5 separate regions of the Mus musculus genome follow, and regions 1, 2, 3 and 5 are each linked to region 4. Evidence: chromatin loops called from intact Hi-C (ENCODE). Cell type or tissue: heart. All regions are shown on one strand. Links, peaks and the distances in the headings refer to the core of each region. The heading gives the core; the rest is flanking DNA. Region 1 overlaps Osmr (oncostatin M receptor). Region 2 has its middle 10 kb from the start of Osmr. Region 3 has its middle 36 kb from the start of Osmr. Region 4 overlaps Egflam (EGF-like, fibronectin type III and laminin G domains). Region 5 holds the start of Gm41263 (a long non-coding RNA gene).

Region 1 (6,125 bases), core at 462-5,461, 390 kb after region 4:
TTTATCCCTAAGATATCGCAGGATGGGGAGAATCTAACACGGGGAAGTACCTGAAGAGCCTTTCTGGGGCTATTGATCTGCTGACTTCCATCTTTTGGTCCCTTCATTGTTTGGGGACTGTGATTTTAGACCCCAGGCAGAACTTCCCTTTGACTTGTCATTCAATCAAAGAGGTTAATTAGATCTTTCATCTTTTCCTTTGTATGGACAGAAGTGCTCGAGGAACCTAAGAATGTTTCCTGTGAAACCCGAGACTTTAAGACTTTGGACTGTTCATGGGAACCTGGGGTAGATACGACTTTGACTTGGCGTAAACAAAGATTCCAAAACTACACTTTATGTGAATCGTGAGTTGGCTCTGGTTACATCATCTACAGGGTCTTCCTTGTTTAATGGTCATGTGACAAGTGATTCTCTCTTAGAGAAGCACACACCCTTAGAGAAGACACACATACTCTTGGATGTGTCTTCCTTTCTTCTGGGTACGTCCTTTCCTCCTACCCATTATAGTTAAGCCTATACTAGTGTGTCTTTAAAAAAAACTCCAACTCTACTCATATTAAAAAGACATGCGGAACAGAAGTAGAGCTCTATCTAGACATTTCCGAAAATGTGTGCTGATATTTTAGAACTACCTTCTGGGATCACCAGAAAACTTTTTTTTGTGTTTTACAAGGGTATAGAATCTTCTACCTGATGTGCTCTGAAAGAACACGTACAATTACATAAGAGTAATAGATTGAGTATCTTTATATTAAAATAGTCTTATCTGCTGATATAACTAACATTCTCCAATTTTTATAAATTTTTAAGAATATTCAACTAGATCAATTGATGTTAATAGCACCCACAGGGAAATTTCATATATAGAAATTTAGTGAAACATTTTCATAATTGGTATCCATTGGTGACAGATCAATGGATTTATGGTTTTAATGTCCCAAGGAATTAGGATACATCTGCTTTGATGGAAGTGTTTAAATCCTGTCTTTCCTGTCTTGTTTTTTTCCCTCCACTTTTTAAGGTTCTCTAAGAGATGTGAGGTTTCTAACTACAGGAACTCCTATACCTGGCAAATCACTGAAGGCTCACAGGAAATGTATAACTTTACTCTCACAGCTGAAAACCAACTAAGGAAAAGAAGTGTCAACATTAATTTTAACCTGACCCATAGAGGTGAGACAGCAATGTCGCAGCCCATGATGGACACTAGTATGCCATTATATACAATTCGACCCAGTAAATTTGCTGCAGATACTGGCCTAGTTTACAACCCGAGTGAAGCTAATCTTTGTTCTTCTATTTGTTCACCCTTACCCTCATGGATGTGTGCGTTCCAAAGCACTTGTTTTGATTGTTGTGATAGTAAAAAGATAAAGATATAAGAATATGTTCTATGGTTGTGGTGAGGTGTGGGGGAAGGAGATGTCTTGGTGGGCCCATACCAAGGCATCCTTCCCCATGCCCCGAGGGCCGGCTACAGGATGGTATAGTATAAAACAGAGTTTATTTTGGGCTTGGGGAGGAGAGTTAAGAGAGTAGTATAGGCAGAGAATGGCAGAGAGAAGGAGAGAGTAGAGAAGTAGAGGCTGACCATGACCATGTGGAGAGAAGGGAGGAAGGGAATGGGGAGAGAGGGAGCAAGGGAGCAGGAGGCAAGAGAATAAGAGAACAAGAGAGTAAGAGAGTGAGGAGGGGGCAAGCAGCCCCTTTTATAGTGGGCCAGGTCTACCTGGATCTTGCCAGGTAACTGTGGGGAGGAGCATACCTGGTTGTTGCCAGGTAACTGTAGGGGTAGAGTCCAGACAGAGTACCAACATTGATCAGACCTCAAGTATCAGTGAGCTCGCTAACAAACTTGAAAACTAGTATCGAGGCATATACTTATTGCATGGCCTCTCCCAGAACCTCTCTCTCTACTCTTCTACCTAGACTGTCTATTGCTTTCAGTTGTATGTAGGAATATGGATGTGTATTCTCATTCCCTGTTCTTTTAAGGATCTGGGAAGTTTGGGCCCTATTGTATAACAAGGCGTCTATAGCAATCTAGGAATTACTTTTTATATAATATTATATAATATTGGCATGATGTGTTTACCCTGGAAACATTGCTGTAATCTCTTCTTTGTACTACTATGTAGCACTTCCTGTGAACATACACTATTTGTTCATTCATCTCTTTCAGTGGCTTTCAAGTTGTATCATGTTTTGCTTGGGGTAGAGTTTTAATTAATTTAGGATTTTACATGTGCCTGTAGACATGTCCATATTTTCTCAGTATGTGCCTAAAATGGAATTGGCAAAGACATAGTATTCCTGAGTGCTTACCTCTCAAATGTGTTCTGAAGTAGTTTTCCCAGTTACATGCTCACTCTGTGAGCTTACTTAGTCTCCCGAAGGTTGTAGAATCGCTGTTTATTTTTTAATTGAGCCTAAGATGGTATTTCTTGATGGTTACAAGTTTAAATATCTCTCCCTATACTGGAAACACAACCATTTTCTCCTTTATGATGTGCTGGGTCATGTTATTTATTCGTTCATTCCTCTACTGGTTGTTAGTTTTCCCATGGTGAGGGTGTGACTAATTACTCTTCTCTATAACAAACACCCCACCAGGCTTGGTTCAAGCCTTAGCCCCACTTCCCACCGCTATCCCGTATGTAGGGGGTGGGGGTGGGGGAATGACAGGGACAGACATTGTGACTGTCATCACAGTATGTAGTTTGGCATAAGAGCAGATTGGACTATCCATGCTCAATTTTAGTCAAAAGGTTGCCATCTACTGGTCAGATGACAGCCACAACACTCATTTGGTTTTGGTTTGACAAGGCTGTCAGTAAACCTTGCCAATAGGTTTTTAATTCTCCACAATTAAATATCGGGAAGAGTTTAAACATCATGGATGGGTAATTTGACCCTTCTGATAAGTGAGACATCTGTTCAAGGGGTAAATGGTCCCCATCTTAAATGCACAATTTCACTGAATAACTAAGCTCTGTTAACCCTGCTCCATTTCACTCGCAGAATTTGTATTTAACCAAGTAAGAACTGGTGGTTCCTGCCATGGCGGCGCATGTAAAGCTTTGGTTATCTGAAGCCTGGTCTGAGAATGGTACTTATCAGCAAGCAAGGAACTCCCAGTGTTAGCAAGGCCCAAGCACTTGGGAAGCTGAGATAGATGAGCATGAGTTTTACCCTATCCTTTGTAATATAGTGAAACCCTGGAATGAAGCAAGGAAGAAAGGGCTGGGACAGGAGGTGGAGGTCAATGCCCATGCTCCAATTCTGAGACTTATATAAACCTGGTGGCAGTTTTCTGCTATCATACTCTGTACTCAAGCACACTTGGAGGTTCTGAACAGCGAAGACTGCATTAGGCTAGCAGAGTCTAAAGGTTCTGAGGGTGAGAATGTGAGGGTTGGACCATGTCTTGCTGAATGGCTTGCAAGGCATCCTGTTACAGGAGGCTCCATTTAAAGGCAGGGATGCTGTCCATCACCCTGATGTAGAGAACCAAAATGACAGAGGCTGCTTAGAGAGACACTTAGTCATTCCCTACCTCCTCCTCATTTCTGGGTTAATCAGGCCAACCTATCATTTTTCTCTCTGGGGTATTCTTTTGGCTTTCAGCTCATATGGTTCTGGCATTTGGCATGATATAAGAAGTCTGCTGTTTGTTTTCATGCTTAGAAGAGCTCTGTGAATGGTCAACTTGGATATCACAAGGTGACAAGGGTGTTTGAAACATCTTTTAAAAATCTATGTTAAGTTCCATATAAACAAGGCCATGTCCTGTTCTCCATTTCCTAGGCAGGAGTTTCCCATGTGATGGCCCATAGCCATTCTCCACATTTCCCAGCTGACTCCTAGCCAGGGTCTCATTTCCCACACTGTACTTTCCTGTTCTAAAATGTTAAACCGGTTCTTTTTTTTTTTTCTCCTCCTTTCTGCCATTATTATTTAGTTTACCTTTTGTTCCGCACACCATTCTTTGCACAGAGAGGTAGACATTTAGAGTGTAGTTTGATGCTATGTTCATCTCACCTGTCTTGGCCAGACTTATGGTACCATGCATGTGTTTCCTACTCTGTGATGGGCCATTAATCCCAGCATAAAGGTGCTGGTTACCCCTACAGCATTCATACCGCTATTGCATCTAAAAGCATCTTACCACACTGGTCATTATTACAGTTCACTGGGTTCACAGTTGGTGACATTGTTGACGGCCTTCCTACCCTCCCACAGCAGTCTGTATAACTTCTTCCAGAAAGATACCCAGTGGCAGGAAACCTTCTGGTCACTATTGACTTGATTTCTCCATGTCCTGTGACTAATGTGTGCTGTAGCTTCAGCAGTAAGGTCTTACCGTCAAGTTCGAGGGGGCAGCCAAGAGCACTGGGAATAACTTGCACTATTTTAAGAGTCTCTGGAATGCCTCTGATCAACAATTTAAGGGAATGTGCTGGGTTCCTTTATTTGCCAATGTACCGTACCTGGGATGAGCATAGTCCCCGGTGTAGGATAACTCTTTTAAATGAAAAGTTATACATGCGATGCTTCTAAAATACTTGTTTTCTCTATGGGTTTTCAAACATCCTTAGTGTCTGAATGTCCCTGCCCCATCTCAGCCAAGCCTCACCATCCCTTGCCTTATGTAACCCACCTCTACGTTAGCCTCCCCACGTTCTTTTTCCCTTTTATTAGCTTCAGTTTCTTCGCTGAGAACTACTGTCCTTCTATTCATTTCACCTGTGTGGCTTTCGCTCATGGACTTATTTTAAACTCTCCTGGGGCAGTTCTAGCACGTGGGTCATTTGGAGGCAGGTGTTTGTTAATGATCTTTTCCCTTGAAAATTGGTAAGATTATTATCAAATGTTTTGTATACTGGGTTGCTTGGAGGTATTCCTTGATATTGTGAATATTATTTTAGTTAGACTTTGGTTGCATTATAACCTTTCTCTATTGGCAGCCTTCTTTAAAGTTTGACTCTCCTCCACAACCTGACTGATGGTATTTAATTTTAAGTGCCTGTGTGTAGTTACATTTTGTGTTTTATTTCAGTGATTAATGTACTTAGTATTAATATATAAGGGCAATTAGTGAATGAAAGAGATTATATACTTGACACAGTACATATGGTCAGCAAGCCCAGTATTGTCTGCATTTTTCTAAACATAAGCAAAAAGCACTGGTGAATGAATAAGTGGTGAAATGAATTGCCTATTTACTAAGCTCTGTGTTTGGATCTGCTTGAGTTCTTTTTTTTTTTTTTTGTTTCTTGTTCTTTTATTGACAGTTCATCCAAAGGCTCCGCAGGACGTCACCCTTAAAATTATAGGTGCTACAAAAGCCAACATGACTTGGAAGGTTCACTCCCATGGAAACAACTACACACTTTTGTGTCAGGTTAAACTCCAATATGGAGAAGTGATTCATGTAAGAACATTTGTTCATTTCCTGTTTTAAAAATCGTCAATGTGTCTTAGCAGAGAGATGGCAGAGTGGGCTTTTTTTTTTTTTTTTTTTTCAGCTTGGGTGGCACACACTTGTAATCCTACCATTCAAACGGTTTACTTAGGAGATCACAAGTTTAAAGCTGTCTTTAGCTACATAACCAAAATACAAACAAAAACATGCCTTATTTCAAACCAAACATGCTGGTGCACACCTGTAACTGGAGAGGCAGAGGCAGGAGGATTACTACAAGTTGGAGACTTGCCTGATGAACATAGTGAGTTCCAAGCTAACCAGGGATACATTGAAAGACTTTGCCCCCCAAACAAAAAGAACAACCCAACAATACATGATAAACTACTCCATCAGGCCCTTACTTCAACATTGGTTCATAGTGTGGATGATCTGTTGATAGTGGGTCCTGCAATTGATCTAAATATTTGGCATGAAAAAAAGCAAGCAAGCAAGCAAACAAAACGTAAGGAGGAAAAATTTTCCCTTGAAAGACCTGGTCTTAATCCAAATTAGAGACTGTAGTATTCAGATTTGGCCTTTCGACACAAATGCAACTGTAGTCTGTTTTTCCTTCACTTTCGTGACCCAGGAGCACAATGTTTCTGTCCACATGAGCGCAAACTACCTCTTCAGTGATCTGGATCCAGACACAAAG
Region 2 (6,125 bases), core at 542-5,541, 340 kb after region 4:
CTTTTCCTCATGACCTGACTTTGTAAGGTGATAAAACAATGGCCGGGTCTAACCAGTTCTTTGAGTTTTGCTTCTTTTCTAACAACTCCTTCGTATTATATTCCATTATACACTATATTGTCTGTATTAATCTAAAATTCCCATGCTGTTTGTTTGTTCGTTCATTCGTTTGTTTGTTTGTTTGTTTGTTTTTAGAGACAGGGTTTCTCTGCATAGCCCTGGCTGTCCTGGAACTCACTTTGTAGACCAGGCTGACCTCGAACTCAGAAATTTGCCTACCTCTGCCTCCCAAGTGCTGGGATTAAAGGCATGCGCCACCACTGCCCAGCGCCCATGCTTTTTCTTCTGTCGATCTATCCTTCAGTTAGTTTAACTCACAGTCCTCCGTATATCGAACTTGAGGGCATGGCAGAAAAGCTTTCTCTTGCAAAGCCTTGAAGAATATAAAGGTCATAAAACACCCTGCTGACTGTTAGTGCTTCCACACTGCCCAGGCTGGCTTCTCAGGGACCATAGTGTCCTCCTAGTATGGCCTCCACAATTTGTCCTCTGCCTGTTACAGTTTCCTCTGGCTAGAGTCATATCTAAAAGCAATTATTATTGGTGTCTCTAGACATTTGGAGACTCTGGACCAGGACAACACAGTGTCTGGCAATGTTCCTGAGATCTTTGTCCATTAGAAACGTCAGCTGCTGTCTCACGGCACAAGCAGGCAGGCGGGCACCAATATGATGATGGGCAAGTATGTGGTGGAGAGATGGAAGAGAAAGAGAACGGTCTGTCCACTATGAAGAGAGGCAGAACTGGAGAGTGGACGTTGGTAAGGAACAGCTTGATGTGAGCGGCTTGTGCTGCCGCCTGAGGACATGCTGAGGTCTGGGTCTGTGGCGCACTGAAGGCCATGTCTCCATTCATGGCAGCAGCAGGGGTCTGTGATAACGTCCGTGGTCCATGTTACCATCAAAGACCATGTGGATGTTCTTGGGCTGCACTGAGGCCCCACCCCTCATTAGTCAGCTGCCGCGCCCATCATCGGTCATTACCAGCAGTACATTGGACAAAGGAGAACTGGCTCGGCCTGAGTGGAGTGGGCCTGAGCAGCCCTAGCCCACCAAAACATCTACCCTACCTTGGAGCTGATGGAGCTCATGAAGGGGCTGGTCCTCCCGAACCAAAGCTGCAGGATCTCCATGACTCTGAGCAACAGCAGGATATCCGAGAGGAGTCCCGGTGAGGATCGAGTATTGATGGGGTAACAGGAGCCAGAGGCTTCAAACCAGACCAGCAACTCACTGCAATCAACATTTGCAACTCAAGTTGTTTGGGTAAAAGGCTGAACTACGTGACACTCTGTGACACACCACAGCTTCTATGACAAGGGTTTTTAAAAAATTATTTAAATTTAATTTTTAGGTTTTTTCCTTGGAAAGGTTAACGGGATGGAGGGCAGATGTGGAAGGAGGGGTTGGCAAATGAGTGGGAATGGGATATGTGGTGTGAAATTCACAAAGAGTGAATTAAAAAAAAAAAGAAATAAGAAATAATATGCCCGTTCTCAATGATCTGCCATTGGAGTGAGGGAGTTTATAAGATCCAAGCTTTGCTGCTTCAAATTGTTCTGTGTCTCCATCACAAAGTGGTAATAATAATTGCACTTGCCCCTACAAGCCGCTATCACAACAATCTTAAATGGAACATTTACATTAGCTTAATTACCCTAAAATCTCGATTTTAGGACCAACTATAAGCATGTGAGACACGCCTCGGGACTTTCCCAGGACTGTGGGAAAATGTTTGTCATTAGTTTCACAGTAAATCCCAGGGTGCCTACCTCCATTAAGGGATGGCGCACTGCACACACAGGCCACCAGCACTTAAGGTGCTCTAATGGCTCCCTGTCTTGATGTTGTGGTAAAATGTCCAATGTAAGAAAAAAAAAAGTTAGAGGACATGATCCATCATGGAGTCGTATGGCAGGAGATTGAGGCCACGTCACAGTGCATCCACAATTTAAAAGCAGAAAGGGCTGGATGCTTATGCCCCACCCAGTTTCTCCTGCCTGGTGCCACTCTCAGTGAGAGTCCTTCTCACATCAACTCACTCAATCAGGACAGCCCCTCCCCCAGGCATGCGCAGACACTCATCTCCTAGGTGATTCTGGATCTCAAGCTGACATCTGAAATTAACCATCACTAGTACCCTTGTGCCTGTTACACCAAGTCGGTGCTTCCAGAACGGCCCAGGCTCAAGGCTGCCAGTGGAGCAAGGGCTGGACCTCTGCCTGCATCCATCCTCCTTGCTAGGTAGGTACGTGAGAAGGGACTCATACTATGTGGTTGAGCGTACTCTACCAAGGCTCCCAGTTAGTACACAGTGTGTCTCTGCAGCGGTACATCTGAGAAAACAGTATGCATGGACCATGAAGGCCCTGTCTTTCTGCTGAGCCCTGCACTCATGAGCGCTAACAGGAATGGAGGTAGCTTGGAGTTGAGGGCCCAGTATTTGCCACTGGTTTGTTCAATAGTCATCCCGGCACACAGCGTACACTTCACAGACAGACACTCCTCTGGGGACCCCAGTTCTCTCTAACCCACGTGATCCTCCCTGTTTGCTCAATCTTTTATAACTTAAGATCATTTAAAAAGTTAATTTTGGCAAGGTACAGTGACACATGCCTTCAATCCTAGCACTTGGGAGGCAAAGGCAGACAGATCTCCAAGTTAAGGTCAGCCTGGTCTACAAAGTGAATTCTGGTACAGCCCAGGCTACACGGGGAAACCCTGTCTTAAACCCACCCCTCAAGAAAAAAAGAAAGAAAGAAAGAGACTAAACAGTTAATTTTGAATGTGTCCCATGTTCTTCAGACGGGAGAAAGTTCGCATATTACCTCATCTGTGAGGATTTTGCCAGAGTCCTTGACTCCACGCAATAAATAAATACCCTTATCAGATACCCTCTACCATGCCAGGTAACACTGGTCACCCAGGCTTGTCTTCATCATGCACACGGTCAGTCTAAGCAGAACTCTGTGATAGTTCCCTCAGCAGTTTCCCATCCGCTGGCCCTATTCTCCATCTTAGCTATGAAGTCCTATGTCTCCGTGCTGTGTTAGGAGTGGAGTCTGGTCTGTCTTCTGCAGGGCACAGTTCCATTGCTCAACTCCCTATTCCTGTCTTGATGGTTCTGAACTTTACTTTTCAACATACGTCAATACCGTGTACTCCATTCCCAGTTAAGTGAAATGAAATTGAAGTATATTCTTCAAGGAATGCTTTATAGGGGACAAAATCTAGTCAGAGGCTCTGCCTGGGAGGCTTGTGATAGGAGACTAAGCCTCATTGCTCTCTATAATAATGCTTAAAGCAAATTCCTTCCATAGCCCACTTTCTAAGAGGCAGCCACTAGGGGGCGCCTTTCTCCTCTTCTTTCCCATTCCCAGTTCTCATTGCTCTGAGATGAGTTCCAAAGCTGGTATCAAGTCAAGGGCACAGGTGCACAGCAGAAAGTCAGCATCCTGCCCGCCCGCCCGCCCGCAGTATCTTTGCAGAGAGTTGCCTTGGGAGCAAAGGAGTTTCTGAGAGTAGCAACTTCTCCATTATAAATTTCAGTTGATTAAAGACTGGCTGATTTATCTTTCTACTTGATGCATTTGAGTATTAGCTGTCAACACAGGATCCCATCCACATCAGACATGGTCATCTTTATAAATTGTTCCAATATAGTAGATTATACATCCATTTCTAGCAAATTTTCCTGTTTTTAACCAGCTGACTGTATTTTGCCTATTGAGAATCTGTCATAAATTTCTTTGTCCTGTATAGAAACTTTGAATAATGATTTCTTTACTCAGCAATCTTGATTTACAAATAAGTGTGGTTTCTGGAAAGCACTTCCCTATTGGAATCTCCGAACCCTTTAGCCCGGTCCTCAGCTCTCTTGCAATCAAAGGCAGGAGAGCTGGCCCTGCATCTCATCTGGGCAGCACAGTAGAGTTGGCCCTGGTAGAGCAGTGTTGGGTGAGCATGCTCAAGGGCACGAGAGCTGACAGACTGCTGGCTCAGCTCCTCTCAGGCTGCAGCACTTCCTCTCCTGCTACCGGGCAGCACAATGGAGCTGGAGCTGGAGGTCCGAGGGCATGGGAGCTGGAGAGCCGACCTTGCCTTCTGCCAGTGGCAGCATCAGGTGTCCTAGCCCTAGCAGTGCTGGAGAGCTTGCCCTGTGGTGTGGGTGCAGAAGAGCTGTCAGGCTGCCCAGCTCAGCTACCACCCAGGCCCAGATCCAGGGCCTTGAGCTGGCCTACCCCAAACCCTAACATCTACCCCATCTACAAACAGCTGGAGCACATCAAGGGGCGGGGCCTATAGATCCAAAGCTGCAGAATCTACTTGACACGGGGCAACAACAGGATATACAAAAGGAGTCCTGGTGAGGATCCAGTACTGACAGTGACATAGAATCCGGACTTCAAACCAGACCAATGACTCACTGCAGTGAACATTCACAGTGAAGATGTTAGACTAAGTAGTACACTGTGGGACACACTGTAACATACTACAGCTTCCACCACAAGATGTTAGACTAAGTAGTACACTGTGGGACACGCTGTAACATACTACAGCTTCCACCACAAGATGTTTTCTATGCTTTGCTTCGTTTATGTGTGTTTTTGTGGGTTTGGGGGAGGGGTTGCAAGGGCTGAGGATGGACACGAGGGGGAGGGAAAGTGAATGGGACTGAGGGTGCACAATGTGGAACTCACAAAGAATCAATAAAAAGTTAAAAATGAAACAAACAAACAATGGCATGGCTGTATGCTTGCTAAAGCAGTGGTCCTATGCTGTGTGTCCCCTTTCATAGAACTGAGGCTGAAGCTCCGTAAGGCCTGACCTGCTTGCTTATTTACTTTGTTCAGAAAAACCTGCACAATCCAGAGAGCCTTGTTGCTGATGGTGTCCTACATAGGCTTTGGCTTCAACTTCAGGAGGAATGAATGTAATTTGTGATTCTTAGCACAGCTAGCGTACAAGTTGGCTCAGTGATGTTTGGAAAAAGAGGCGCCCAGGAGCTGAGCGCTGCCCTCTGCTGACTGAACACATGCCTAGAAATTCCTCAGCTAGCTAAATTCCTACTTCCTACTTACAAGGGTTTAAATGTCAGCTCCCCTACCAAGACCTCTGACGATTTCCTCTTCAGTTATAAAAAAGCAAGCAAGCAAACAAACCAAAGGAAACGAAGCAAAAAGTCCACAAGAATCGAGTTTGTTTTGTGCTAGCCAGTGAATCCTGAAAACAAAACAATCAGAAAATGTAAGTCAGCAAAATGATTCAGCAAGTGAAGGAAGGCACACGACCTTGATAACCTAAATTCAGTCCCATGACCCACACGGTGAAAGCAGAGACAGACATCTACAACTTGTCCTCTTGCTTCCACACATGTCACCACACACACACAACTCACACACACATACACACACACAACTCACATACTCACACACATACTCACACAACTCACACACATACACTCATACACACACAGACACATACATACAGTCACACACACACATACACACACACACACATACACACATGCACACACACACTCACTCGCTCACAGAAGAAAAGAATAATTTAGCAATTTCTTTGCTAGTATAAATTACACAAACAGGCATATAACCTTACTCCCTGAAGTAGCATAAGTTATATGTTTTACATTCTTTCAGTTCTTATTAGTAAACATGCATATGTGGGTAAAACACTATTTTTTCCCAGATTTAGAATGACGGGAGTCTATTTCCTGCTCTTTTCAATCGAACTTGATATTTTCCTGTCGTTAACTACACTTCAGAACCATAATTCTATAACCAAATTATGTTGTATGACTAAAAATATATTGCTAGTTATTAGCAAAGCTCCGTGTTTTCCTAGACTCCCTGGCTCACTTGGAGCCGTGTGTCTGCGCTCCAGCCAATATGAATGACAATGACTGTCCCAAGCCTTCAGATGTCTTAGTCAGGCTGCCTCCACTCCTCTCACCTACCGACTCTGATGGCTTCCTGTTCGGGATCACATGACTACAAATATCGAAGCAACTAGTTCCTTAGGCTACGCCTGAGTGGCATCCGACGG
Region 3 (6,125 bases), core at 801-5,800, 320 kb after region 4:
ATACATACATCGATGTAAAAAAAAAAAAGAGAAAAAAAATAATTCTGTATGGCACTTTGAGTCTGTTCTGCGTGGAAAGGGACTGTGACCCAGCACGACGTCACTCCAGCGAGGAAGAGGACAAAGCAGCTGAGCCGCACAGGCTGCGGAATTGCGGTCTCTTTCTACTCTCTGCCCTCGCCCTGAGGCGACTGAAGAGCGAACATCTGAACTCCAGCCGGTATACACAGAGGCCCGCTTCTTCTGCCTCTTGCAGAACTCAACTCTTTGACTGACCCTTTGAGGCCACACAGTCAAGTGAGTTACCAGAATTGCGAGGCCCATTGAATCCCCTTCAACATTCAGAGGTTCTAGAAAATTCCATGCCACAAATCACCTGGCTAACAGGCAACCAGGAGAAAGGGCATTGCAGCTCTTCCCCAGGCTCTGCTTCCTGACTAGGCTCCTCCCACTGCGCGCTCCAAGCCTCCAGCCAGTGTCTCCACCATCATCCCCTTCTATCCTCTTCTCAGCCCCCTGCCTCTCTTGCCCTACCCTGCATCCCTGCGTTTCCCATCAAATCAGATCTTTCTGATGGCTGCTGTCACTTGCCTTTATCCAAAGCACTCAGTATCCCACCCTTCTTCCTGTCGCCTTCCAATTCATTTCCTGTAAGCCGTGACCCTTTCTCAGGAACATTAATTAATGTGACTTTTTTTTTCTTTTATCAGAATTCTAGGAACGCCATCTCAGCATGACTCACTCTCTCGCTGTTTAAAATAGGATTTAGTAGATTTTCGTGAGTTAGATGGGTTTTTTTCCCCCTAGATGCTTACTGTATAAATTTACGATCTCTAACATTCTGGGAAAGAAACACATCACTGCTAGTTTTAGTGCAGCTTTAGCATATTGCTACAACTTTTAACGAGGAGACTTAGGGAACATGGGGCACTTGTAGGCTCTCCCCCTGTCTTTCCTAGGAACAGAGCAGATCTCCTCTATGACTATAGTTTCAGGAGTAAGGTAAACCTCTCCCTTAATTGCAATTACTACCGCTCTGCCTGCTAGGAGACTATCAATCTACCAGGCTTTACAATCCGAACAATCACACACTGTATTAAATATACCATGTAAATTTATGTGGACTCAACTCTAAATTAATTTGGGCTGAAATAAATCAAACTGCAGCCAGACCATAATTTAATTAAAAAATTGAAAATATGACTCATGGCACTTAAGGTTACTGATGTTTACTGCCAAAAGAAGTTATCGTTGCTGTGGCAGAGATAAATGTAGGAAGGGCTGCAGGTCCCTGAGGTTGAAACAGATAGATTGCAGGATGGAGATGACATGTAGCAATGCCTAGCAGGACACATATCTTTAGGGCAGTGTCAGAAGAGCGGCTCAGAAACCCACACATGTCCATTTGGATGGCTACTTTCCTGGCCTCTACTTTTGGACTTTAGTATTTCTCTTTACTTTCTTGTGTCTACAAATCTCAATCTCTCTCTCTCTCTCTCTCTCTCTCTCTCTCTGTGTGTGTGTGTGTGTGTGTGCGTGTGCGTGTGCGTGTGCGTGTGTGTGTGTGTGTGTGTGTGTGTGTGTGTGCTCACTCACACACTCTCATTCACAAGCTCCTGTTGGAACTCTTTCCCTAACCTTTGTCCTCCTCCCTGCTCTGACCCTTGGTACATTGCTGTGTAGTGTCTCCTTCCTCCTCGGTGTCTCCTGGCATGTCTTCTTTTCTCTACAGTGGGTAGGAGTGTGTATTCTGCCTCTGGGTGGGAACCTTTGTATCTTAAGGAAGTCTTCTTTCTGGAATGGATGCCGATATTCCCTCTGCCTAAGGCTCCTCCTCAGTCCTGAGTTTTCAAATCCAACCCACAGACCTCACCGTTTCCCCCAGGCGTGACTGGGAGAGTGAAAGAGGCGAGAAAGAGCCAGAACCCAAACCTGGACACAGGCACAGACTGCACACAAGCACTTTGGGGCACACTGCTACCCAGGCAGCAAATCTGTCTTTGTGGTCTCTCCTTGGGTTAACATCCTGCCTACCCAGCCCCACCAAGGCCCTGGTTCTCCCAGGGTTTTTCCTGACCACCTCCATATTGCTTCTCCAGTTAAAACCTTCATGTATATGTGTGTGTGTGTGTGTGTGTGTGTGTGTGTGCGCGCGCGCGTGTGTGTGTGTATGATGTACATGTGTATGTTTATATATATGTATATGCTTATATATGCAATATTTTGTATTATATACATTTAAAGGAGTCTTTAATTTGTTAAGGTCAGTAGTCTCAGAGCTCTAGACCTCATCAAGATGGGAAAGGAGTTCTGTTAAGTCACTAGATACTCTAGGGTCCTCCAGACCACACAGGGCTCCCGGGAACTCTACCTCTGTGCTTTTCCAGAAGTCAACCCTAGCTTACTCTGAAAGCAGCAGAGGGTGAGAAAGGCTGTCCCAGGTCCTGCTGCAGCAGGAAGCATCTGTTGCTTAGGAAAAGACTGAAGTGGGAATCTCTGCCCTCCACCAGGGACCTGGTTTATAAGATTGAGCATCAGTACAGCTTTGAGAACACTAAGTCAGAAACGCAGACAGACATGTTTGTATCTTTTTACAATGTCATAGTTTATTAAATAACCATAAATTCACAGGTTGTATTGTTTTTGTCAGCTGCAGTTAGCCTAATAGTCCTGATGGCCTTTGATAGCTGCCCAATGACAAACATGAAATATTTTACTCCCATCTTAATCGCTAACATTAACTCTTGGGTCACATGTTACACAGCATTTAGTCATTTTATCTCTCTGTATATATGCAGATAACAGAATGGCAACAAAAGGGTCAAAAAGGCCAAAGCAGGGGGGTTGAGGGTGGGGGTAGGGTTGCAGTTCCAAGAAGCCCTAGTGGAGACAGAAAGGTGAGGCAGATACAAAGAAAGCCACTGCTGGTTGTTAGAAAAAAATGTCAAAGAACCCCGAGTCAAAGAAGAGCTGCTGCAGGTCTGAGCCTGGGCTACAGGGTTGAGTGGGAAGTAGGAGACCACAGTTAGGTGTCCTGCTTGTGGGATCCCGGTGAGGGTGTTGCATGCTTCCATTGTCTGGTTGTGTTTGATAAGTTCTTGGGCCCAAGTTTTCTGATGTGGTTTGAATGTACTTATGTGCCCTTGCGTGCCAATCTACTATGTTAAATCTGTAACTGATATCTCCTTTCCCTTTAAAAACTAAGTTTTATGACTTAGCAGTCTGTCCTTTGCAGGCAGTAGTGGACAAGTTGTGGTACCTACGTGCACAAGGAGAGGCAGGCACAAGTGCTCTCAAAATGGTGCAGAATACTCCTTATAAAAATACAAGCATTCAGGCCAAATTATAGTCTGAAAGCCACTGTTTTACACTGTGTGGAACCAGTTAAAGCAGGGCACAGCTTGGTTTCCCCCAAACCTTTGAATTGTGATGTTTTCCTTTCATTCTTGAGTCTTTCTTCCAAAGTTACAGAACACCTTTTGGAAATTCGGACAAAGAAACCCACAGCCTTTCTCAACAAGCTTGGGCGCCCCAGAATCTCCCTAAAGAAATACGAAGCCCATTCAGCCCCTTCAGCGCCAGCTGTGATCCATCCAGAAGATGATGAGCGATTCCTAAGTTGACAGAAGCCAAGTCTTGGCAAGAGCAGGTCTCCTCCCTTCCACTGTGCTGATATCCTAACTGGACGGAAACAGTGGCAGCTGCTTCCTTCCCTCCTGCCTAGCCTCCCACACAGCCGCCCGCGAGGCGCTAAGGGACCCATGCATTAGCCTGCAGCGCCACCTAGCAGACGCAGAGTGAACTTGGGGGATAAGGAGAAAGCAGGTTTAGTGGGGGGAAGTTGTTTTGTAACATCAGAAAAGGGAGTTTCCATTTCTTTCACGGAGTTCTGGGAAATGGAATTTGTATAAAATCTTTTTTGCTCATGATGGAAAAACATTTATTCGACGCTAATGAGGGAATTTTGCCCAAAGGCCATTCTAATCCAAACTTAGGAGAACAAGCATTTGTTTCTCCAAACTTGACTCTCATTTTTGGTCACCTCCAAGACAGTGCAGAACTCGACTCCACCTTGTGATGCACCCGTGAAATCAATGACAAGGCAGAACGTCCCTTATCTTTCCCCTTCCCTTCCTTTCTTTTCTTTTTTTCTCTTTTCCTTTTCTTTCTCAGGTCGGGTTGAATTCTAGGTGATGTCTTCATGCAAGGGGCCCTACGGGACTCATAGGAATTGTTAACCTTGATCGCTCTCTTGATTAGGGTGAAGTGCCAAGCAGATTAGTAAAGCACTTCTGTGAAGGGCTTTTCAGACAGGATTGACTAACGCTGAACACGTGCATCGCTAACGCTGTATGTAGGCGGTGAGCCCCGATGGGCAAAAATGAGGAAACGTCGCCCTTCTTCAGCCTGACTGCCATGCCGTGAACAATTCTGTTCCACCACGCCCTTCTGTCACGATGCTATAACCCTCCTCCCTCATGTTGCCCCCCCCCCCCCCCAGGTATTTGCCACAGTGGCTAAAAGACGAAGGTGTTTGAAACCTACTGTTTCTGATGCTTAGCTCATGAAGCTGACTGACAATCAGAGATAGCTAGCTGACTGATCAGTTGATAATCAGGAATAGCTGACTAATCAACTGATAATTCGAGATAACTGACAGATCAACTGTCAATCAGGAATAGCTGACCAGCTGTCAATCAGGGATAGCAGACTGGCTGGTAATGACAAGCGAAGTTATTCAATTGTAATCATTTTCAAAGCCCCACCCCACCCCTGGTTTGAGTCTGTGAACTTCCTGGAACGGTCCCACAGGAATGAGCTATTTTTCTTTTGTCCAGCTTGAGAGCAGAGATCCTTTCATTCCGTGCATACTAGCAGCTACAAAGAGTTATGCAACTTTGAATTAACACCCAATTTGAAAAGTGATTTTTTTTCCTGATCATGCTAACATGATCAAGAGCCAGCTATTATCGGCCCATCAAATTGACTGTGCAGTCAAATGAAAACACAACCTTCACTCCGTGCATATGCAAGCCTGCCTCTGGTCACTGCCATTGACTGTGGTCCCATGGTTTTCAAATCAATGCCTCACAAAAATATAATTCTAATGCAACTTTAGGAGTTGATTCCTTTCTCCTATAGCAAATGTCTGAAGGATTTTGTGAGAAAGACATCAACATTGGAAACAGTAGCGCGGAAAGCCCACTTTATCTTCAGATGACATCTGTACACATCAACATGTAAAACAGAACTGAATCCCAAGTGCAACGCTTCCTTGAGCTTCCATGGCCAAGATAGTGGCTGTGAAAAATGATGACTTTCATCTGTGTAATAGAACCGTAAGTTGCCATGACAATTTTAGCTGTACCTAAGTTAACTTCAAGACAAATTAAGATTGATTTTAAGAGCAGGCTAGTCTACGTAAAACCCATGGTGTGTGTGTGTGTGTGTGTGTGTGTGTGTGTGTGTGTGTGTGTGTGGCACACACACAGCCAGAGATCCACCTTAGGTATGCTATTAACTGATTGACTGAGAGAAGATCTTTTACCAACGTGGAACTCATCAACTAGGCTAGGCTGGCCAGTGAGCTCCTAGCATCTGCATGTCTCCTCTCCAACGCCACAAACACAAGCACATGCCACAAGGCCCAGTCCTTTTAAAACCATGTTTCTGAAGATAGGACTCAGGTCCCCAAGCATGTTACTGTTCAACTTCACTAGCATCCATGTTATCCCACATACTTATCATTCTTACATCAATTGGTTTGGCACTCCTTGTTCTGAGAAACAAATCTTTCAATCCCCAATAGAAGACAAAGATACACTGTACTAAATGCAAGGAGACTCTTGCTGCTGCTGCTGGTGGTTTGCTTTTGCTGCTATAATACGTAGTGGCTCCTTCTACGTCTAGTTGCAGGTTTATATTAATCTACTCTGGTAAAAGCAATATCAGAACCCAAGATAGATTCACTTTATCGCAGCTTTCTATAAACAAAGACTTTCATGGCTGCTTGAGCACAGCATCTCCTTCCATGGCGTTGTGAGACTGTGACAGATTGGAGCTGGTGAAGAGCCAAAAAGACCTTGTGAAATGCAATGCTCTACAACTCATCGATTCTGTGAGTG
Region 4 (6,125 bases), core at 522-5,521:
CTCCTGTGGCAATGACTTGGGAGGGCTAAAGGGGCTCTGTGACAGTTTCTTCAGGTTTCAGTGGGCACGTAACTGTGGATGGTAACCTACATGCTGCTAGGATGTTGGGCATCTTTTTCCATTGGAAGGGTTGGGGGGAAAGGCAAGGGAAATCGACAGTGACCATATTCCTTAGAGCGGGAAAACACTGAGACACTATAAGCTGGGCAGATTCAAAGGTAGAAAGAGCAAGAATGCTTCGGAAGCCCTCTGCGGTTGCCAGGGAATCCTGCCTCATTCAACAAAGGGGTTCTTCTACATTTAGCAGCTGGAGCTTCTCCTACTTCATCATAAAACTATGCTTCAAAGCAGCAATATGCTCTGAACATGCGACACAGAAGATTTAACTAGTTTTGGCTTTTTGTTTTGTTTTGCCAGGATTTTGTGTGTGTGTGTGTGTGTGTGTGTGTGTGTGTGTGTGTGTGTTCTTGCCTATGATATTTTTCCTTTGACCTAGTGTCTTAGTCAGGGTTTCTATTCCTGCACAAACATCATGACCAAGAAGCAAGTTTGGGAGGAAAGGGTTTATTTGGCTTACACTTCCATACTGCTGTTCATCACCAAAGGAAGTCAGGACTGGAACTCAAGCAGGTCAGGAAGCAGGAGCTGATGCAGAGGCCATGGAGGGATGTTCTTTACTGGCTTGCTTCCCCTGGCTTGCTCAGCCTGCTCTCTTATAAAACCAAGACTACCAGCCCAGAGATGGTCCCACCCACAAGGGGCCTTTCCCCCTTGATCACTAATTGAGAAAATGCCTTACAGCTGGATCTCATGGAGGCATTTCCTCAACTGAAGCTCCTTTCTCTGTGATAACTCCAGCTGTGTCAAGTTGACACAAAACTAGCCAGTACAACCTAGTCTTCCTGTGTAGCTGTGGCTGTTCTGGTATTCACTCTGTAGTCCACGGTGACCTTGAATTAGTGACACTCCTCTTGCCTCAGCTTCCCAAGTGAGGCAAGCATTACATGTAGGTCCTCTGTGTTGTTGTTGTTTTTGTTGTTGTTGTTGTTGTTTTAAGCAAAGGGGCAGACTACTGAGTCAAGACCCAGAACCAAACCTCACTGAAGCCACTCCAAGAACACTTCCATCAGGAGGAAGGTGATTTTTCTCCATCATTACTCTGATGCCTCAGGGCTTTAGTGAGGACATCTGACACTTCTCCTTACCATTTGATAGAACGCACACATACATGCATGCACATTCGTGCACGTGCCCATTCATGCAAACACACATACACACACGCACACCCTACAATTTCTCCATAGCATTTGCAGCTGCACAGAATCAAGTCTTGAAACATCAACCTCAGACTCCACGAAGCTAGGGGGAGCTAGGAGCCCTCAGCTCCACCCATCACTTCCATTGCTTCAGGAGTCCACAAAACCATAAGTCTAGGCTTCCCTGGTCTTCTTGCCTCTGATGTGAATACTCCCGGTTTTAGAAATCTTTCCTCACCAAACGGCAGTGCCTCTTGCAATATACTACTACAGCCCCACCTCATCTCAAGAAGGATGTCAGAGGCTAACCTCCACACCATTTCCATCATGGGACCTCTCCTTCCTCCCTTCTCCCTCTCATCACACTTTCTCACCCACCTAGGCTCTCAGCCCCGCCATCAGCCTGTGTCTAAATAAGTTGCCAAGAGCATAGAGCTGAGCCTTTCAATGAGTCTGGAAAGGGTTTCAAGGTCTCTTAATGACTGATTTGTGCATGGCATTCTCCCTTCACAGCCTCCTCCACACTTACAAACACATGTGTGTGCACGAGACCGGAGCTGGGGTCTGCGGTCAAATAAATGTGGATAAATATGAATTAAACAATTAAAGCTGTTATTGCAATATACAGTTCTCACCTCAAAGGAATGAGAAATTATATATTTACATATAGTCATTATTGCTATATGTAATATTATGTATAGTTTAATAGTTTATTCTGGAGCTAAGAGTGACATTACCCAGAAGCACAGGTTCAGGTTGCCCAAAATACCCTGTTCCAGTGTACTAATAGTTTCTTGAGTTACTTATAGTTATAGGGGAAAAAGATAAATCAAAGCATTATTAAAATGTATTGGTGGGAGTATCAGCTAGGTGGGTTACAGGAAAGCAGGAATATTCATGTTATAGTTTTCAGACGCTCTCCGATGATATTTTTGGCTTCTTGCTTGGTGGAACCTAATGTTCTGTTAATGCCTCACAAGGTTTCATGTGCGAGTCACTAAAACTTTAGGTCAGGTACAGAGGGGGACAACGGGTGACAATTAATAAAGATAGGCCAAGCCAAGATTCTGGCTTTACAACATTTCAGCTCTCCACATTCAGAAGTTCTGACATGTCGGTCAGCCTTGTACAATCTTTTACATGGGCAAAGTTTTTTTTTGTTGTTGTTTTGTTTTGGTTTTTTTGGGGGGTACATTTGGTTTTTTTGTTGTTATCGTTTTATGGAGAACTTCAGTTCATACAGCTCACTCTTCCACAAGAATTCTAAAAGCCTTTGCTGTATTTGGAGTGCTTCGTGGGTGAGCACAAGGTACAGCTGTTTTTCCTGGGGTTCACCCATCCTCATAAGCAAACAAGTCACCCAAGAAAACAGCTTGTTAGCTGTGATGGCCGCCCTTCTGAAGAACAGCTGGGACACAGGTGTTGCAGAGTCAGGCTGGCCACTAGATGGAGACATTTCTCCATGGCAGGTGGACTGTTTGCCGCAACCCGAAGCCTGAGCCTAGGGCATAACATTCCTGAGCAAGGCTGGGTCTTCAAAGGTCCTTCTTCCCCGAGCAGTCCTGATCTAACACTCATTCAGCACTTGGGATGCTTTGTGCTGAACTTAGCAGATTTGTATATTGCTGTAGCTGATTTGGGTGATTACAAAATACTTTTTGTTTCATTGTATAGGAAAATAGCTTCAGTAGATATAAACCCAGTTTAAAAAGACTATTCATAAAAACGTTACTAAAATATGTAAGTCATGCATACTGCTGGGGATTTGTTTTCTTAGAATGGTACATCATTAAACACTGGAAAAATGGGTATGTTTGTGTTACATTGGTCTTTAGTTGCAGGGCTAGTTGGATGGACAAAGATTGTGTGTGTGTGTGTGTGTGTGTGTGTGTGTGTGTGTGTGTGTAAAACCTGCGAAGTCAGGTTATATAGACCTTATCCAAAATGACTTGACTTTTTTAAAGTTTGGGATATTTACATATACATAAAGAGATACCCTGAGGATGGGACCCAAATCTAAGTATGAGGTTTATTTGTGTTTCCAATATATACTATTTCTACAGAACCTGGAAGCAATTTTCTGCAGCATTTTTAGTGTGCCCACCTTTTGACTGATCCCTCACCATGATCTCAAGTGTGGAATTTTCCAGATGTCAGCACTTAAAAAGATTCAGTTTAGATTTAGGTATTGGATGTGCTCAGCCATTACACTAAAGAATTATGAACCAAGTAAACTGCCCTTGAAAGGTACATCTGCCCTGAGAGCTAACCATCCGATGAACCTGGTCGTTCCCTGGCCCTGAGGTGTACCCAGAAGCAGTGCTGCATACCAGCCTCGTGGGCGTTGAGACTGTGAGTCCCTAGAACCCTCATGGTCTTCTCTGAGTGTGTTGAGAGACCCGACCTTCCAACTCTTTATCAAAAACATCAAATCTCTCTCTCACATGACAGGTTCTCTTGGGTCGGGGTGTATGGGACTTGCACTCTTCATTGGCAGTTTTTGCACCACCCAACATCACATGCTGTCGTGTACAGATGCGAGTGAATGGCGAGGCATTTTCATTAATACATGAGTCAGGCCATGGCAGCGAAAGAATGAACACAGGAAAGGCTTGGTCTGAAGGTTAGGTTAAAGTGTAAACATGTTTACAATAAAACCTAAACCATGCAGGTTGGGAAATGAGCTCAGTAGTCTCTTCTGGAACTGGTGTTTTTTTTAATGGAACAGCTCTTTTGCCTGTGTGCCTTCATGCATTGACTAACTTGAGGGCATTGTCGTGGTACTTAATGGTGTGGTTTCTGAAGACTGCCTTACCCTTAGTTAATTACAAAAAAGCTTGGTTTTTCAAAATCCAAGAGAGAAGGTGTGGCTGGTTGGTATATTGTTGCTTGATTGCATGCAGCCTGAAGAACACTCAATAGCCAGCAGGTAGCAAGCCATTTTTCAAGATGTAGTAGAAAGGAGAGCTGGAAGTAGTGTCTCGGGAGTAAGGATAAGTCTCTAGTTCTCTGCCACCCTCAAGTGCAATAAACTTAAGGGTGAACAACATCAATTATTCCCTGAAGAAATGGCCAGGGCTTCTTGCCACAGCCTGTCCTCCATTCTGTGGTGGATCTTCACAAGGCTTCATGAAGCAGGAAAACCTGGCTCCCAACGATCTCCTCTCTAAAGTACCATGTCTGTGAGTGCTGACTCTCCTTTTCTCTTTCATGCTGGCACCTGGCAGAGTGTGGGAACCACTGCCTCAATAGTAAGTACAGTAAGGCCTGGAAGATTGAACCGCTCGAGCTCCTGCCAGAGCCTCCAGCTTTGGCCAGGCCCTGAGCCCAGTGCAGCCAACTGCAGGCAGAAGGGAAATGGGGTAAGCGGGAGTGGGAATCAGACACACCAACCAAGGTACCACGGATCTGCCTCCCAGCATGGGTACCCAAGCTGGCAAGTACTGAGGTAGGGTGTTAGCAGGCAGGCAGCTAGACTAGAATCCACTCGTGTAGACAGATGCCTCCTGGGGAGGGGGGGGGGACGTCTGTTTGCAGAGCAGACTTGTGACAAACGCAGCGTGATCATTTCAAGAAGTCCAAAAGAGAATGATGTCTGTTGGCGACAGTCCCACAGACAGGGCCAACAACAGCAGCGATGGGTCCTGGCTGTACCTCTCACTCTGGAGTGAGAGGGCCCACTGGGGCCTTCTTGGTTATGTTTAGCCGAGGTCAGTCTCCTATGCCAGTCAGCTTGGGCATCTTCCACTTGCTTCCTTATCAGCCCACAGTTCCTGAAATAAGGGGCTGGCCCCTCAACCAAGAGCTCCCGCCCCCTCCTCTTTTTCCTCTCCACCCCTTCCTCTTCCTCCACCCCCCCACTCCCACCCCAACAGTGTTGCTCTGAGTCCTGGGAGCGCATCCCTCTGGTCCTTGCTTCTCCTTTGCTTTCCCAGTCCACAGTGTCTCTGCTTTCCTGGCCCATGGCTGTCTACCCACTAACCTTTCTCTCTCATTCTCTTTGTATGTTTAAAAGTCAAATTGAAACTCTCCCACTGCTCACAATCAAGTGATAGGTTTCCCTCCCTGGGTGTGGAGTCCTTAGACAACTTCTTCTTTGTATCAACAACGTGTGTTCTTGGAGTTATAATTGTCTCATAAGCCAGTTATTCCCTCATTTTACATACTATTTCTTCAGTGTGAGATCTACTCTGCCTTGGCTTCTTTAAGCTGTTATTTCTGTATTTTTCCAAAGAGGAAAGCAGGGGGGTTGTGTGATTATTTCTCTAGCAGAAATCCCCCTCCACACACCCTAACGTGTGACACTACACACGCCTGCTCTTTTGATGTCTATGAAAGGCTGATTTCTCAGGAGGACCAAGGGATGGGAAATGGGGAGGAAGGAAATTCGTTTCTAAAATACTGGAGAGTAGGAGGTGGGCAGAAACCAAAATGAGGTCTGGTTCATGGCCTGTCTGCGTTCTAGCTGGGGGGATCTCGATTACCTTGTTCTGAAATGGGAATAGCCAGGCCTACCCTGCCTGTGCTTCCGCGTGAGCCTGGAGTGAGGGCTTCATCAAATCTCACCCAGGAGGATTTCATGTTGCCCGAAGCTTGTCCGTTGCACTTCTCAGTCACTCATATCAGAGCCGGGGTCTTCAGGAGATGATCCCCCAAATAAAGAGCCCCGCTGGGCCCTGTTTGGGGATGACTTTCTCTGCCTCCTTTGGCAAAACTCTGGGGTTATCCCCAGCTGCTCTCCACATGGCTCCAGCTCCTCTCCAGCTTCCAAGAAGCGCTGGGGACAGTTCAAGTTTCAGCACATTGCAAAGCCTTCTCTGCAGAACGCCAAGGCTGGTGACAGTGGCCGCCAGGCTCTGGAGAAAGGGG
Region 5 (6,125 bases), core at 652-5,651, 220 kb before region 4:
ACATAGTTCTCTGAACCACATTGCTGTTGATTTGCTAAATTACACTAATAGACAATCATTTTTTTCCTGCCTAGCTCTAAAAATCATGTGTTCATAAAAGGTTTAACATAGAGAGTCTGTTTACTTGGTCTTAGCCACACAGACCCTTTGTCAGGCCCTGTCTCTGGTGACTGTGCTCTCTCCTAACCTTTCCCTTTTCCCAACCTCATTCCCTTTTATCTCAGTAACCACACTAACCTTGGTAGTGAGAAAGCCACTAAGAGCTCCCACACTGTAACTTACCAAGATCCAGCATAATGTTCTAAAAGGCAAGAACTACAGTGGAATGAATTGTGTGGAGCCTAGACGCCCAGAATCTGCAGTGTAAGGTATAAAAACAATCCGTAACAGTTAGCCATTACGCAATAGCAGATGTTTGTTTCTTGAAACAGGTGGAGGGATCTGGAGAGAGATGAGGAGGAGGAGGAGAGGTGGAGGGGGCAGGGAGGGAGAGAGGGAAAGAGAGTGAGGGGGTAGAGATGGAGAGGAGACTATGAGTTCCCTGGATGGAGAAACACCAGTCTCCGCATTACAGCCTCCTGGATTTCCTAATGGGACTCTGTCCTTCCCTTGATGACAGGGACTCATTTTCCAACTCCCCCCCCCCCCCTCCACTGCTCCTTCTTACCACCAGCTTCCCTGTCTCCTTTCTCTCCTCCCCCTCCTTTCCCTGTTCGTGCTCTCTCTGTTTTCTGCTTCTTTTCATCTCATCTTGCTTTCCTATGTGACAGAAAAAGATAAGCCTAGACTCTTGATAAAAATGAATGCCTTCCTCCTCTTTCCCTCACGGACTTAGACTGTACCCATATTCAAAGTCTTCTGTCCTCATCACCCAGATTGGTTTAGGTTGGAAATGGAGATGTGCTTGTGCAAGCTTGGGTATGGAGTTGTTGACAGGACTCATCGGTTATCCACATATCTTACAGTGCTCCATCTTAGGGAAAAATTAAATGAAAAGAAACAAGCATTATAAATTTTGAAAGGATACTCCTGTGTAATAATTGATTTCTACAGGCTAACAGCCGCAAATTCAGTGCAGAGTCATTTATTTTGGCCACAGAATTTTGGGTCAGTTTTGGTTAATGCAAGCTGGGCTGAAGCTCTACTGAAGAAAACAGGTTTTCGTTCTAATCTGTGATTCTTTTAAAAAGAATCTTTGCATATGTAGGAGAGACTCCTGGAGTCCGATGATCTTAGAGTTGCTATTGCTCTAACATGGTGTGAAACACCGTGAACGAAGTGACTTGGGGGAGTGAAGGGTTTCTTCACTTACGTTTCCATATCACATTTCATCACCAGAGGAAGTGAGGACGGGAACTCAGATGTGGCAGGGACTTGGAGGCAGGAGCTGATGCAGAGGCCACTTTGCTAGCTTGTCTCTCACATTTCCAGCATCTTCTCTTTACCTCAGCTTCCTAGACAACAAAGAAGCAATCAAAGTCAAAACTGCTCACTTTTTTTCACTACTCCACCCACCAGCATCCAGCACTTCCTGCAGCAGTGCCAATGGCTGATGGGAGTATCCACAGCTCAGAAAACCTACAAAGGCAAAGTAATGGGAACAACAAACAATCCTGAGAGCCCAGGGATGCTTGTTACTGCATCTGATGTAGTGAAAACTGACTAGTAATGGTTTTTTTCCTTTGGTTTATTGGGTTAATAAGTAGAGTGAAGACAGTTATCATTTGAAAAATTCACAGCCAAGTTATAAAACTTGTTGTCTAGATCAGACCTTGGATTTGTTACTGGGCAACTTTCCCCTCTGGGCCTCATCTTTGTTATTTTTAGCTTGAAACTAACAACATGTCATGGGTGCTTCTTAGAGTTCTTATTTTCACAGTATAACTAAGAACATTGCTGCCACATTTCCCTCTCTTGCTGTTGAGCTCCCAGTTGAGGAATTGTCTTTATCAGGTTGGCCTATGGGAGTATCAGTTAGGAAATGTCTTCAGTGCTTTATGGATGTGGGACATGCCACCCCAAATGATTGGTGGCACCTCCCAAAAGAAGACCATTCCTCCTTTGCTGCTGTGGCATTCCCTCGAGCTGCTGAGTTAATTTACCAACTGCTGCTTTGATTCCTTTGCTGATATTAGAACCCACATCTGATGTGGACCAAGAACCAGCAGGTCTCTGGGAATCCTCCAGGCCTGTGGTACCAGCCTGGGACTGCCGAGAAACCCCACCTCATCAGCTATGAGACTAGTGGGTTCTCAGCTTCTATAGTGTGAGGTAGTAAGTTGGGACTATTTTGATCAGCTTGCATAAGCTGATTCAAATTTTCTATGGGTTTTATTTGTCTAAAGAATACTAATACACATGGCACCCACCATTTCACAACAACCTACTGAAGTAGCTAATGATTTTCTTACATACTTAGAATTCGTGGTCTTCCAAGATTAAGCAATCTACCCATGGTCGCATGACAAAGAAGAGAAGACACAAGCCAGGTGTGGTAGTATAGTGGTAAACAGCTGCAATTTAGGAAGGGTTGAAATGAATTTGAGATGATCCTAGGCTATACAGCAAGGTCTGAAATAGCCTGGTCTACGTAACAAGACCCTAACTCTGAAACTAACTCAGAAACTAAGGGCTGAAGATGTAGCCCAGGTTAGAGTGCTTCCTAGCCTGTGCAAAATCCTGGATTCTCAATATTCAGTGCCACTAGCAACACCAACAGTGATGATGGATAGTAGTGAGTTAAGTCAGAGTTTTTGGGCAACACACAGTTAGGAAAGAAAGAAAGTGGTAGCCAAGTTTATCTTAAATCCCAACCTACACATTATATGAAGGAATACCTTTAGCATTAATAATTCTTACTTAGAATAACACAGTATCATCAAGCATAAGTGAGAGCTATACTTTGTTTTTTCATTGGGAAAAAAGACATACAGAGAGAGAGAGAGAGAGAGAGAGAGAGAGAGGCTCAGTAGGCCAGAGTAATTGCTCTGCAAGCATGAACATTGGAGGAGCTGAATTCTAATACCCAGCAACCACGTAAAGATCCGAGAATGCCCACATGCACACAACAACTCCATCATAGTGGGATAGAGATAGGATGATCCAGAGAGGTGGCTGGTCAGCCAGACTAACTGAATGGTAAGCTTCCAGGTCAGTGGGACCCTCTCTTAAAGCAGGAAGGCAGGGAACAATAGAAGACACCCAGTGTCTTGTCCCGGTGTCTGTAAAGGCACACATAGACACAAACACCCACCCACTTATATGTATGCACCCCCCCCCCACACACACACACAATTTTTTTGTTCTTTTTTTCTTTTTATTTAAAGAAACAGTTCTATTGTCTTTTGCCACCAGATGGCGATCAAAGCTAACAAGCTCTAACAAGCTCCAGGCTCCAACCCTGACACAGCTTAAATATTGTGCTAAACAGACCTTCCATTCTCCCAAATCAGGGGGTCCAAGCTAGAAGATCTACTTTTAAAAAAGATCAGCATCCACTTGAGTTCCAGGTACTAGGACCTCTAATCGAACTGATTTTTCCCCCCAAAATCAGGTGAATTTACCCAGAACACTTAAACTCAACTCTTCTGTTCTTATGAATTTCAGAGACTTCCAGGCCGTAAATACACTCATGCTCACAGTTAGTCAAGAAGCATAGATCTGGAGGACGTGGCTCAGGTGATAGACCGCTTGCATAAGGAGAGGAGGAAGCCCTGTGTTCGATTCCTAGCACTGCAAGATGGAGTAGGTCTGTTGTTGCGCACCTGTCATCTCTGCACCTGTGAGGACCAGACGACGTTCCAGGTCATCCTCAGACGTTCCAGGTCATCCTCAGACGTTCAAGGTCATCCCCAGCTACGGAGAAAATTGGGCTAAGCCGAGGCTACACAAGACCGTCCTTTAAAAATTAAAATTTTAGTATAAAGTCTGCCATTCCGGTTTTTAAATCGATACTTCTGAGCTTACTGCTAGGTGAAAAATTATTGGAGCCCTTAAGAAATGCAGAAAGTCAGGGCCTGCTGTTGACCCACTGGGCCGTAATCTGCATTTGCATCCTTCTCCCAGGTGATTGGTTTCATATTAGAATTTGAGAAGCACAAAAGAGCCACCGCTGGCAAATTGTTAAAAATACTTCCACATACAGCCACACTCATAGAAGCAAAGCATGGATAGTGGCTTCCCGGCTGTAGGAGAGCAGCCTGGGGGGTTACTAACCAGACAAGCTTTCTTAGAGCAAGTTCGGTAAGCCTTCTAGTCTTGTTGTACAGCATCAACCCTGTCAGTGACAGTTTTTAGAGGAATCTGAGTGATTTCCTTCTGAGCAGAGTAGAATTTCAGCCCTCTAGCATTTGGGACTAAGAGCTGACTTAATCTGTACTTTACCCAGGGGCTCTGACTATTGCTGGCCCACACTACGCATGCTTGGCAGGCGCTTCTGCACATTCCTCCTCTCCCCACCACTTCCCACATTCTTCTCTCAAACGCTTTTTTCGTCCCATCTCTCATTCATACAATTCTATATGATTTGTGAACTCATACAACCACTGTCACCCACATACATAATATTTGTTTAATCGGGACAATAACTTACCTTAAAAATGTGTCTGCAAAAATTATTCTTCGATTTTTTTTCAGCTGCTTGGAATATTTATGACTATCCATTAGCCCTGGTAAGGTAATCAGGAGTTGGTTATATTCCCAATCCCGAGATAAACACACAGCCCCTCATAAACTCAGGCTCCAGATAGCACAAGACGAAGCAGTCCCACATCCCTGTGTTCTCTGCAACATTCACAGCAGTGCGGGGCAGCTGGTGTTTGTCTTAAAACGTCTCGGCATTTGTTTATTAAATAACGAGAAAATATTCCTGATGATCTCTGCTTTGATGCTCATCTTGTTCTCACTAAGCCCTTTTCTGTCTGGGGAATTAGGTTAAGTCTTACTGGAAAGCTGAGCTGCTCTGGCTAACCTTCCCTCGGAGCTGGAGAGTAACCTGGGGTTTGGGCGCCTCCAACAGAGTCAAATGTCTGCTAAAAGAAGGCGTGGAGGAGAAAAGGAGGATCATGGGCAATTGGGGGGGGGTGTTAGGGAGAAGGAAGAAAGAAAAATAAAGAAGAGAGAGAGAGACAGAGACAGAGAGAAACAGAGACAGAGAGACAGAGGGACAGAGACACACACAGGGAATACACTGACAGCTCAGAGTAATCCTAACAGCTCTAATTGGTGATGGTATTCTGGAGCTCAGTCTGGTAGCTGTATTTGCCACCAAACCAGGCATTCTGAGTCCATCCCCAGAACAGGTGGAAGGAGAGGACAGGCACCCACAAATTGTCCTTTGACCCCCCACAGGCACAGTGAGTGATACATGCATAAGCACACGTACAATACATGAGTACAAACTCATTGAAATTCAACAGTTTTTCTTCTCATACAGAAGTAGATGAAGGCTTCCCTCCATGACCCCTAAGCTGCCTTTCCCACGTGCCCAGATTCTCTGTTTTATCTCCCACCAGTCCTTCTGCTGGCCACATCTCTGAGACTTTGCTCTGCTCTGCATTTATCAGCATGGCTCCCTTGCTCCTCCAGCCCCTCCCCCTTTACCCTCACCCTGCTTTATTTTCCTTTACAGTGCTTATCACTCTCTGATATCCATTTCTTTCATTGTCTGACTCACTGGATTAGAAAATCCGTCCTAGGAGAATAGGGCCAGTGGCTGGTCCTTAGGGAAGACGGATAACCCCTGTGGAGGGGATGCAGGGTTTGCTATGGGCTGGGCTCCCAGGGCAACCTGATTAGTCCTCAACATAACCCTATAAAGCAGGCTTTTACAGAGGACGTGGAGTCACACAGGACCAGATTCTTCTTTGCAGAATTCTTCTCAGACTATCCATTCATCAGTCTTTCTCCAAAACTTGTTGTTGAATAGGTGCCAGCTCTCTGGTCAAACCCACACCACTGTATGTTTCTATATGGAAAGCTGTAATGGCCACAGCCATACTCAGTTGTTTCAGTTTTGTTTATAGCTGCTTTTGTGTTAGAGTTGAGCAGTTGTGCCACTCCCTGGGCCAAGCATGTTCAAACTGCCACAGAAGGCATGAGTTACTTATCTGTTGTTATAAAAAAAA

Evidence for each region. A loop is a pair of places that touch in the nucleus more often than their neighbours do. Peaks named below come from ENCODE experiments on the same cell type or tissue, not always from the same donor. Only the 100,000 strongest peaks of a DNase experiment are listed, where the experiment ranks them.
Region 1: it touches region 4 in a loop (8-fold over the local background); 10 of 42 quality-filtered maps call a loop at or near these places.
Region 2: a loop joins it to region 4, with 7 times the contacts of the local background. A loop is called at or near these places in 7 of 42 quality-filtered maps.
Region 3: it touches region 4 in a loop (11-fold over the local background); 41 of 42 quality-filtered maps call a loop at or near these places.
Region 5: a loop joins it to region 4, with 5 times the contacts of the local background. A loop is called at or near these places in 9 of 42 quality-filtered maps.

Annotation. Positions count from the first base shown.
Region 1 is chr15:6,837,004-6,843,128 of GRCm38, reverse strand. It overlaps Osmr (oncostatin M receptor), which reads left to right. Exons shown (of 18, transcript NM_011019.3): 6 at 212-347; 7 at 1,025-1,176; 8 at 5,298-5,437; 9 at 6,060-6,125. Among named protein-coding and RNA genes, the nearest start is that of Osmr, 34 kb to the left of the region's middle. In heart, for the core only: a CTCF peak has its summit at 2,790 (motif pointing left); no DNase peak of the experiment used is centred there.
Region 2 is chr15:6,881,316-6,887,440 of GRCm38, reverse strand. No RefSeq gene overlaps it. Among named protein-coding and RNA genes, the nearest start is that of Osmr, 10 kb to the right of the region's middle. In heart, for the core only: CTCF peaks have their summits at 3,397 (motif pointing right) and 5,089 (motif pointing left); no DNase peak of the experiment used is centred there; H3K27ac peaks cover 263 bases.
Region 3 is chr15:6,907,478-6,913,602 of GRCm38, reverse strand. No RefSeq gene overlaps it. Among named protein-coding and RNA genes, the nearest start is that of Osmr, 36 kb to the right of the region's middle. In heart, for the core only: no CTCF peak of the experiment used is centred there; a DNase peak (open chromatin) is centred at 3,662; H3K4me3 peaks cover 404 bases; H3K27ac peaks cover 535 bases; H3K27me3 peaks cover 220 bases.
Region 4 is chr15:7,223,027-7,229,151 of GRCm38, reverse strand. The region is part of intron 17 of Egflam (EGF-like, fibronectin type III and laminin G domains); the gene reads left to right. Among named protein-coding and RNA genes, the nearest start is that of Lifr, 97 kb to the right of the region's middle. In heart, for the core only: no CTCF peak of the experiment used is centred there; DNase peaks (open chromatin) are centred at 2,701 and 4,781; H3K4me3 peaks cover 688 bases; H3K27ac peaks cover 1,274 bases.
Region 5 is chr15:7,441,180-7,447,304 of GRCm38, reverse strand. It overlaps Gm41263 (a long non-coding RNA gene), which reads right to left and starts at 5,004. Exons shown (of 4, transcript XR_875019.1): 1 at 4,592-5,004; 2 at 3,765-3,855; 3 at 1,313-1,454; 4 at 454-973. Gm41262 (a long non-coding RNA gene) reads left to right here. Exons shown (of 3, transcript XR_001781710.1): 3 at 3,607-3,893. In heart, for the core only: a CTCF peak has its summit at 3,360 (motif pointing right); no DNase peak of the experiment used is centred there.